2 separate regions of the Homo sapiens genome follow, and region 1 is linked to region 2. A link is a loop called in an ENCODE intact Hi-C map of the cell type or tissue named here. Cell type or tissue: gastrocnemius medialis. All regions are shown on one strand.

Region 1 (5,000 bases), 1.1 Mb before region 2:
TTGAGCGGCCAAGACAGGCACATTGCTTGAACTCAGGAGTTCAAGGCCAGCCTGGGCAATGTGGTGAGACCCCATCTCTACTAAAAGTACAAAAAAGGGGCCAGGTGCGGTGGCTCACACCTGTAATCCCAGCACTCTGGGAGGCCGAGGCGGGCAGATCACCTGAGATCAGGAGTTCAAGACCAGCCTGGCCATGGTGAAACCCCGTCTCTACTAAAAATACAAAAAATTAGCTGGGCGTGGTGGTGTGCGCCTGTAATCCCAGCTACTCAGGAGGCTGAGGCAGGAGAATTGCTTGAACGCGGGAGGCGGAAGTTGCAGTGAGCCGAGATCGCACCATTGCACTCCAGCCTGGGCAACAGGAGTGAAAATCCGTCAAATCAAACAACAACCAAAAACAGGCTGTGCACGGTGGCTCACATCTGCAATCCTAGAACTTTGGGAGGCTGAGGTAGGTGAACCACCTGAGGTCAGGAGTTCTAGACCAGCCTGGCCAACATGGGGAAACCCCATCTCTACTAAAAATACAAAATTAGCCGGGCGTGGGGGCGCGTGCCTGTAATTCCAGCTACCCCAGAGGCTGAGGCAAGAGAATTGCTTAGAAGCCGGGAGGCAGAAGTTGCAGTGAGCGGAGGTCATGTCATTGCACTCCAGCCTGGGTGACAGAGCGAGACTCTCAAAACAAAACAAAGATGTCAGGCGTAGCTACTCAGGAGACTGAGGTGAGAGGATAGCTTGAGACTGGAGGGTGGAGGTTGCCATGAGCCAAGACTGTGCCACTGCACTCCAGCTTGGATGAGGGAGACCCTGTCTTCAAAAAAAAAAGTGTGAATTGTGGCCGGGCACGGTGGCTCACGCCCGTAATCCCACCACTTTGGGAGGCTGAGGCGGGCGGATCACGAGGTCAGGAGATCGAGACCATCCTGGCTAACACGGTGAAACCCCGTCTCTCTACTCAAAATACAAAAAATTAGCCGGGCGTGGTGGCGGACAGCTAGAGTCCCAGCTACTTGGGAGGCCGAGGCAGGAGAATGGTGTGAATCCGGAAGGCGGAGCTTGCCGTAAGCCAATATCGTGCCACTTCACTCCAGCCTGGGCAACAAAGCAAGACTCCATCTTTAAAAAAAAAAAAAAAAAAAGGCCGAGCGGTGGCTCATGCCTGTAATCCCAGCACTTTGGGAGGCCGAGGCGGGTGGATCATCTGAGGTCAGGAGTTCAAGACTAAGCCTGGCTGACATGGTGAAACCCTGTCTCTACTAAAAATACAAAAAAATTTGCCGGGCGTGGTGGTGGGTGCCTGTAATCCCAGCTGCTCAGGAGGCTGAGGCAGGAGAATTGCTTGAACCCGGCAGGCGGAGGTTGCAGTGAGCCGAGATTGCGCACTGCACTCCAGCCTGGGCAACAAGAGCAAAACTCCATCTCAAAAAAAGTGTGAATGTAATGATTTAGTAAGAACTGTTTAATGTATTAATATTTATATTTCATAATCTGTAATCATGGAGTAAAAGCCAAGCAGGCTGCATCACTTGCCCTGCAGTCTCCTAGCACATGAACTAATGGGCAGGCAGGAGGGTGTGCATCATCCACCTTGCTTACCGCTGACCTCCAGCACCCAGACAATCCCTGGCACTCAGCACAAGTAACTGCTCAATAACCAGAAACATCAAGTGCTTGCCGGAAAAACTCCATGATGAGGGAGAGGGAAGATTACACAGACCAAATTTAAGAATCTCTGCCTTAGGAACTCAGGGGCTATCCTGCCTGAACCATCGATAGGGGATATTTTCAAGTCACCTCAACCACTGCTTGACTCACTCCAGGTGGACCCACCACTGGCACCTTCTAGTACCACAGCTCAGCCTTGAGTATGTGCTTGAACTTTCGTTCGCACTTCACATTTTCCACACACAAATATAATGTGCCAAAATGAGCCAGTCCTGCTCCCAAAACCCTGCTCACAAAATGGAGGACGTGAGGGTGTGGACGCATAGAATGAATGAAATGAAAGATGTCAGACAAAGCAAATTCCAAAGAGAAGTGGGAAATTTTCTAGCCTCCAAGAACAGAGGACAAAACTATTAAACATGATACTTATCTAGGTCACTAGAGTTCACTCTAGGACACATTGTTTTGGAAAGAAAAGCCCTTCACCATTCCCCAGATTAAAGCAAATTCACTAATCTGTGTTCTTACTACACAGGGGCCTGGCTTTCTCAAGTCTGGGACCCTGCTGGGACTCTTATTTCCGACGTCCTATTGGGAGGAGCCCTCACATCCATCCTCCTGGAGATGCCCAATGCCCCCAAGTCTGGTCTAGATCCACCCTTGCATTCCAGGCTTGCACATCCAACCGCTTCAATGACAGCATCCATGAGGATGTCGACAAGCTCCACATGGTCAAGGAACTAAAGTGACCCCATTTTCTCTAAAACCTGTCAAAACAGGGTGACAACAGCCCTACTGAGTGTTCCAAGCCCCCTTCAAAGGCCCACTTACCACAGGGGACAGTGGCTACCAGGCTGGATAACCCAGCTGCAGAACAGTCCCAACACTGCAGAAAGTCCCCCTGGACAGCACTGCTTTGGAAATTGGGTAATACACTGTAAAATAAGTAAGGTCTAGACCAGACCTTGGAAGATGGAGGAAATGGAGTTTGGGGGGATGTCTGGAAGAAGAATCAAATGAACGGAATGAGGCAACAGTGTGTCACAGAACCCAGGAGCCCAGGGTGCTACATGACAGGAGTGTAGGTCTTATCCTATATGCAGTGCGGTTTCAGGGTAGCATAATCATGCTGTAGTCATCTATTCTATTTTGATTGTGTACTTTTCAACTAGCTTACTAGTAGCACTGTGCGTGGAGTTTAACCACTTCTACCATTTTCTCTGGACTGGCTTTGTTTTTTTTTTCCCCCCACAGGTATTCAGAGCCAATTTCCTACTGAATGAGATCACGTGTCATTTTACGAAGTCAAAGAAAAGATGTAAAAGTAAAATCCTTCAGGGCACACCTGTTAAATGAATCACCACCTTTCTAGCACAGGGGTATTAGGATCTTGTGCAACAATCACCACCGGAGACATTAGGATCCCTGAAACACCTGCCTCACTCACTGTCATGTCTGCAGTGAATGCAGAACAGTGTCTGATTACCAAGTACATCCAGCACACGCATTGGACATGGATGTTGACCGAGTTCCACTTGGTGTGCCTGAGGCAGGCAGGAAATTCTCTTGGAAACAGAATCCTTAAGGGGATTGGGGGGGGGAAGCACCCATGAGCTAGAACTCAATTCTACCCTACAGTAAGCAGCACTTCAAGGGCCGGGCATGGTGGCTCACGCCTGTAATCCCAGCATGTTGGGAGGACCAGGCACGTGAATCACTTGAGATCAGAAGTTAAAGACCAGTCTGAAAATATAGTGAAGCCTCATCTCCACTAAAAATACAAAAAAACCAGCCGGGCGTGGTGGCCGGCGCCTGTAGTCCCAGCTACTTGGGAGGCTGAGGCATGAGAATCACTTGAACCCGGGAGGTGGAAGCTGCAGTGAGCTGAGATCACACCACTGCACTCCAGCCTGGGTGACTCTGTCTCAAAAAAAAGCACCTCAAGACCGAGAAGCGGCCGGGCGCCATGGCTCATGCCTGTAATCCTAGCACTTTGGGAGGCCGAGGCGGGCGGATCACGAGGTCAGGAGATCAAGACCATCCTGGTCTAACTCGATGAAACCCCATCTCTACTAAAAATACAAAAAATTAGCCGGGCGTAGTGGCGGGCGCCTGTGGTCCCAGCTACTTGGGAGGCCGAGGCAGAAGAATGGCGTGAACCCGGGAGGCAGAGCTTGCAGTGAGCCGAGATCGCGCCACTGCACTCCAGACTGGGCGACAGAGCGAGACACCGTCTCAAAAAAAAAAAAAAAAAAAAAAAAAGACTGAGAAGCTCACCATAATCCTGAAAGAGTATCCAGTTCACACCATAATTTTAACAAGCCTGGGGCACCTGGACTAAAGACACACTCCAGTTTACTTACTTCCCCCCAACCATCCCGCTTCTATATTCCCAGACTTGCTCTGAGTAGCAAAAGGATAAATGGAAGTGAAGGCCCGGAGCGGTGGATCACCTGAGATCAGGAGTTCGAGACCAGCCTGGCCAACGTGGTGAAACCCTGTCTCTAATAAAAATACAAAAAAACAGTCGGGCATGGTGGCGCATGCCTGTAATCCCAGCAACTCAGGAGGCTGAGGCAGGAGAATCACCTGAACCTGGGAGACGGAGGTTGCAGTGAGCTGAGACCACACCATTCCATTCCAGCCTGGGCAACAAGAGCCAAACTCCATCTCAAAAAAAAAGAAAAAGAAAAAGAAAAAATAGAAGTGAAACCAAATCAAGGCAACTTGGTTCTCTAGCGGAAACTTTTTGAAGATGAGGTTAAATTCCACTCTTGTGAATGTCTTCATGAGAAACTCCTCAGGAGGGAAGCACTGTTTTTACTGACCAGATGTCTGGGTGAAAAGGAGACCTGTCCAGTCAGCATTCTGCATCCCTCTTCTGATCATCCCCTCACACTGGTGAGCACCTCCAAGGGACAGGTACTTGCTTTCAGACCTGTCCAGGTCTCTTTCCAAACCTCTGCTGTCCTCATTGAAGAACCAGACTCAATGCTAGCCCCCTTCCTATGCTCCCAGTTGGAAGGTCTCCTCCCTCTCAGGCTGCCTTGCCTGGACATCTTGGAAAGCACTTCTGAGCTCTACCCTGTGCTCACTACGTATCATCCAAACCATCTGAGTTCACTGAGAACAAAGCTGAATATGGTGGACTCCCACAGCTTATGCCACAGCAGACAAGAGCTAGTGGGCTCTGGACACAAGTGCTCCAAGTACTTACCAACTCTGTGACCCTGCAACCCTGCCCAAGTGACAGCTCTCCAAGCACCACCTTCCGTATCTGCAAACCGGGATGATACTAGTGCCCAGTGTATATGGTTGTTTTCTGAGGACTTAAG
Region 2 (5,000 bases):
AAAGAAAATGCCAACTCCATGGCCTGGTGTGAGCAAGCAAAATAACAGCAACAATTTGCACCCTGGTGATGGACAACCTTGCCCAGCCCATCAGCAATTGTGGAGCCTGCTCCTCCACTCCAGAAGCCTCGACCCACAGAGAAAGTTTCCAAAGCCAGCACGGGGGTGCCGCGGGCACAGAGCGTTCTAGTTCTCAGCAAAGAAAAAACTCAAAGGGAAGAACGTTTGCAAGAACATGCGCCTAGGCCAATCGTGTCTGGGACCCCCCAACCACAAACAGTGCCATTTGTAGGGTGTGGGGGGAATTGAGGGGGACAGTCCATCCCCATAACCGTACAGTCCTGGTTAAACACGCTCAGTGTGAGGGCCTCATCATCAAGTTTTTTCGTGTTTCATCTTTCCCCTTTGGAGAGTGTGAAATGAGATAGTTTTCTCTTCCACTGGAAAATATAAAATTGAAAAGCACGTCCTCTTCAGATTAAGAAAAGCCAGCTGGGGCCAGGCGCGGTGGCTCACGCCTGTAATCCCAGCACTTTGGGAGGCCGAGGCGGGCGGATCATGAGGTCAGGAGATCGAGACCATCCTGGCTAACACGGTGAAACCCCGTCTCTACTAAAAATACAAAAATTAGCCGGGCGTGGTGGCAGGCGCCTGTAGTCCCAGCTACTCAGGAGGCTGAGGCAGGAGAATGGCATGAACCCGGGAGACGGAGCTTGCAGTGAGCCGAGATTGCGCCACTGCACTCCAGCCTGGGCGACAGAGCAAGACTCCGTCTCTTAAAAAAAAAAAAAAAAAGAAAGAAAGAAAAGCCAGCTGGGCATAGTGGCTGACACATGCAATCCCAGCACTTTCGGAGGCCGAGGCAGGTGGATCGCTTTGAGCTCAGGAGTTCGAAACTGGCCTAGGCAACATGGAGAAACCCCATCTCTACAAAAAATACAAAAATTGGCAGGGTGTGGTGGCATACACGTGTGGTCCCAGCTACTCGGAGGGCTGAGGCTGGAAAATCACTTGAACCCAAGAGGCAAAGGTTGCGGTGAGCTGAGATCGCGCCACTGCACTCCAGCCTGGGTCACAGAGTGAGACTCTGTCTCAAAAAAAAGAAAGAAAGAAAGAAAGAAAAGCCAGTTTTCTACAGATTGGCGTAATGACAGAGGCACACTTGTTGATGTCACTTACACAAGAGGAAAGCCCTTTCCTCACCCTCTGATGAGCGGAGGTGAGGAGGTAGCAGGGCCCCAGCCCTGGTGGTGCCCTGACTGCTGTCACCGGCCAGTGGGCTCGAGCAGGCGGCTCTGGGCCCTGTGCCTGTTTCTTCACCCAAGAGACAAAACGTTCCCTTCTGTCAACTACCCTCAAAGACAGCTGGAGAGACAGACTGCGCTCCTGGCTGCTGTTCCAAGTACCCAGCCTCCAATCAACAGATATCACCAGCCTACTATGTGCCAGGAGCCCAGATTTCAGGGGCTGGGAACCCAGCAGGGAGCAGGAAAGACAGAGCTCCTCGACCCTCCCGGAGCCCATGGTGTGGCAATCATAGGACAAAATGGTGGCTTTGGAGCCCATGGTCTGATTCAGACGCCTGTTCTCCATGGGGGTCTGACCAGTTGTTTTACCTCTCTCCCTCTCAGTTTCCTCATCTAGAAACAAGCACAGGGACAATGGCACCATTGTTGGTCCCACAACATTCCCTCACTCCTGCATCAGACCTGTGCCCCAAATCTCTCCCCAGGGCCCAGAGCTGCCTGCCTGGGCCCACTCACTGGTGAGGGCAGTCAGGGTACCACCAGGGCTGGGGTCCCGTTGCCACCTGTTCTGGGAGACCAGGTTACCAGAATCAGGGAAGTGGGGGGGAGGGCATGGTGGCTCACACCTGTAATCCCAGCACTTTGGGGGGCCAAGGTGGGTGGATCACTAGAGGCCAGGAGTTCGAGACCAGCCTGGCCAACATGGTGAAACCCTGTCTCTACTAAAAATACAAAAATACAAAAAAATTAGCCAGGCTTGGTGGTGTGCACCTGTAATCCCAGCTACTTGGGAGGCTGAGGCAGAATTGCTTGAGCCCAGATGGCGGAAGCTGCAGTGAGCCAAGATCATGCCATTACACTCCAGCCTGGGTGACAAAGCGGGACTCCACCTCAAGAAAAAATAAAGTAAAACAAAGAATCAGGGAAGTGGGACTCTGAGAAGGCAGAGAGGGGGCCAGGAAGCTGTGAAGATGGTGGTGGGAGACAGGGCCTGTGCAAAGGGTGGGGGCAGGACACTGGTCCACGCAGTGTACAGCCAGTCAGAGAGGCTGCACCCAGCTGCTTCCTCCAGGCCTGTTGGAACAGAGGAGGGAAAAGACAAAAGGAGGCACAGGCGCCCTCTTCCTCCTGTCCTTTATTCCCAGCCCAGTGGAGGTGATTCATCCCACCGCTGTGGGTGCCACCTGACTTCCACGAGTGTGTCACACTATGTCCTAATTTTCTGTGTGCCTGGGTGCCCAGCTGCAGTTGAGCTGACCTGGAGGGTGGGGCTCGGTTTTATTTATCTTGGTCCCAAGACAGCACACAGTAGCTCAGCAGACAGAATCTCATGGTGCCCCAGCCCCAGAGCTGGTCTTCTTTTTGACTGTACCTAAATGTGGGGTCTCACGTGGCTTGGAGGGTTTCCTGCAAAGTGATGGGTTTTGACTCAACTGACACAGCCACAGCCCACCAGGCTCTGCCCACCAGGCACTCCCACTGCTGCTGTCCTGGCTCCCTGAAGGTGGCCTCAACCTGACGGTTGCAGACACTATGCCTGCTTCTTCCCCCTGCTTCCTCTCCCACCTAGACCCTCACCTGTCCAAACAGCTACCCCACATATTCCTTTCACCCCCAGCCCTTTCTACTCTTCCTGAAACAACCTCAGGCCAGGTTCCTCTTGATCACTTCATGCCCATATCACAGAGACTGTCTCGGAGCTAGAACCCAGCTCCAAGCACTCCCTGTGTAAGCAGCCAGATCATCTAAAGGTGTCACTCCTCAAGAACCTGCCATAGCTCCCTACTGCCTCTCATAATGTGGCCCATGCTACTCTTCCCTCAACAGATGATTGTTGAGCACCTGAGTGCCAGCTGCAGCCTGGCAAACAAGGATGAATAAAACAGGCACAGTCTCTGCCCTTGTGGACCTAGTCTAGGTGGTTGGGGAAGACAGACCATCAATCAACCCCGCAAAGAGAAAATTATAAACGGCTAAATGGAAAAGGTGTCCATCTCCACCAGTGGTAACAGAGATGCTGGGCCAGTTTGTCAGGAAAGGCTTCCCTGAGGAAGTGATGCCCCAGCTGATATGAAAAGGTGTAGGGATTCACCAGAGGATGAAGGGTTTGGAAAGAGCATTCCAGAGAGAGGGAATAGCAGATGCAAACGCCTTGAGGCAAGATGAAGGATCGCCTGCGCAGATGACAGAAAGAGGGGCCAGGGGGCCACAGAGCAGAGGGAATGAGGACTGCAGGCCTGGGAAACACGGGGAGCAGGTGTGCTGTCAGCTGCCGGTAGCAGCGCCTGATCCAGCCTGGCTGGTGTGCCCAAGAGGAGGAGAAGTGACTTTATGTCAGCCTGACCTGCAGGCAGTCAGTAAACAGATTCTGTTATCAGGTCTACATTCCACACCACAGGCAGTGCAGATGGAAATCCGAGACAAATGTCTGTGGTCATCTGTGACCTTTACTTTCACCCCAAAGCTTGTAGTATCAAGAGCTGGGACTCCTATGAAGGGAAAAGCCCAAAGAAGCTTTAAGAGCTAATGGTCTGCACTCCATGCAGGAGCAAACTTCAGGGCCACCACTCTGACCAGCGGTAAAACCCAGTCCAGCGCGAAGGACAGTGGGCAGGTCTCAGCTCCTCAGCCCCCACCAGCCACTGGCCACTCTCTCGGCAAGCAGACATCCTGTCAGTTCGGCCGATTTGTAGCCCAGACACAAACTCTCACGTCTTATTTACCAAAAGACCTTCCTCCTCTCATCCCTGAGCTGCCTAAATTAAAGGAAGGACATGAACCCCAAAGTCCCAGCCGCATGTTTTGGCCCTTTGACCTAGACCTGCAGCCTCTCAGCTCTGGCTCAGTCCTCTTTGCCTCCGTGTGAAAGGCTATTCCCCATGGCCTAGACCAGGGGTGTCCAATCTTTTGGCTTCCCTGGGCCACACTAGAATTGTCTTGGGCCACACATAAAATACACTAACACTAACACTAACACTAACACTAACACTAACACTAATGATAGCTGATGAGCTTTAAAAAATTCACGGGTGGGCATGGTGGCTCACGCCTGTAATCCCAGCACTTTGGGAGGCCAAGGCGGGCAGATCACAAGGTCAGATCGAGACCATCCTGCCTAACCAGTGAAACCCCGTCTCTACTAAAAATACAAAAAATTAGCCAGGTGTGGTGGCGGGTGCCTGTAGTCCCAGCTACGCAGGAGGCTGAGGCAGTAGAATGGCATGAACCCAGGAGGCGGAGCTTGCAGTGAGCCGAAATTGCACCACTGCACTCCAGCCTGGGCAACAGAGCGAGACTTAGTCTCAAAAAAAAAAAAAAAATTCACAAGAAAACCTCATAATGTTTTAGGAAAGTTTACAAATTTGTGTTGGGCTGCATTCAAAGCCATCCTGGGCCACATGCAGCCATGGGTTGGACAAGCTTGGCCTACACCAAACACGCCCTCTCCTCCATACAACCATGTCCAACACCCAAATGGAAGCCAGTCATCTGCCCCTCCTGCAGCTTGGACCACCCGTGACCTGAGCCTCTGCTGTGGGCCGGGCCTGGACAACTCAATTCTGCATGGGCCAGGAGCACTGATTACCACTCTGGCAGGGAAACCTTTGGATTCTCCTAAAGACAACTGGCTGGGAGTGGTGGCTCACACCTGTAATCTCAGCGCTTTGGAGGCAGAGGCAGGAGGATCACTTGAGGTCAGGAGTTCGAAACCAGCCTGGGCAACATAGCAAGATCCTGTCTCTACAAAAAAAT

What was found. Peaks named below come from ENCODE experiments on the same cell type or tissue, not always from the same donor. Only the 100,000 strongest peaks of a DNase experiment are listed, where the experiment ranks them.
Region 1: a loop joins it to region 2, with 2.9 times the contacts of the local background. A loop is called at or near these places in 1 of 110 quality-filtered maps.

What each region holds. Positions count from the first base shown.
Region 1 is chr19:15,312,254-15,317,253 of GRCh38, forward strand. The region is part of intron 1 of BRD4 (bromodomain containing 4); the gene reads right to left. Among named protein-coding and RNA genes, the nearest start is that of BRD4, 18 kb to the right of the region's middle. In gastrocnemius medialis, no CTCF peak of the experiment used is centred here; DNase peaks (open chromatin) are centred at 1,574 and 3,118; H3K27ac peaks cover 5,000 bases.
Region 2 is chr19:16,460,528-16,465,527 of GRCh38, forward strand. All of the region lies in intron 1 of EPS15L1 (epidermal growth factor receptor pathway substrate 15 like 1), which reads right to left. Among named protein-coding and RNA genes, the nearest start is that of EPS15L1, 8.9 kb to the right of the region's middle. RefSeq lists enhancers at 1,103-1,770, 1,771-2,438, 4,149-5,000. In gastrocnemius medialis, no CTCF peak of the experiment used is centred here; DNase peaks (open chromatin) are centred at 1,334, 2,474 and 3,544; H3K4me3 peaks cover 768 bases; H3K27ac peaks cover 5,000 bases.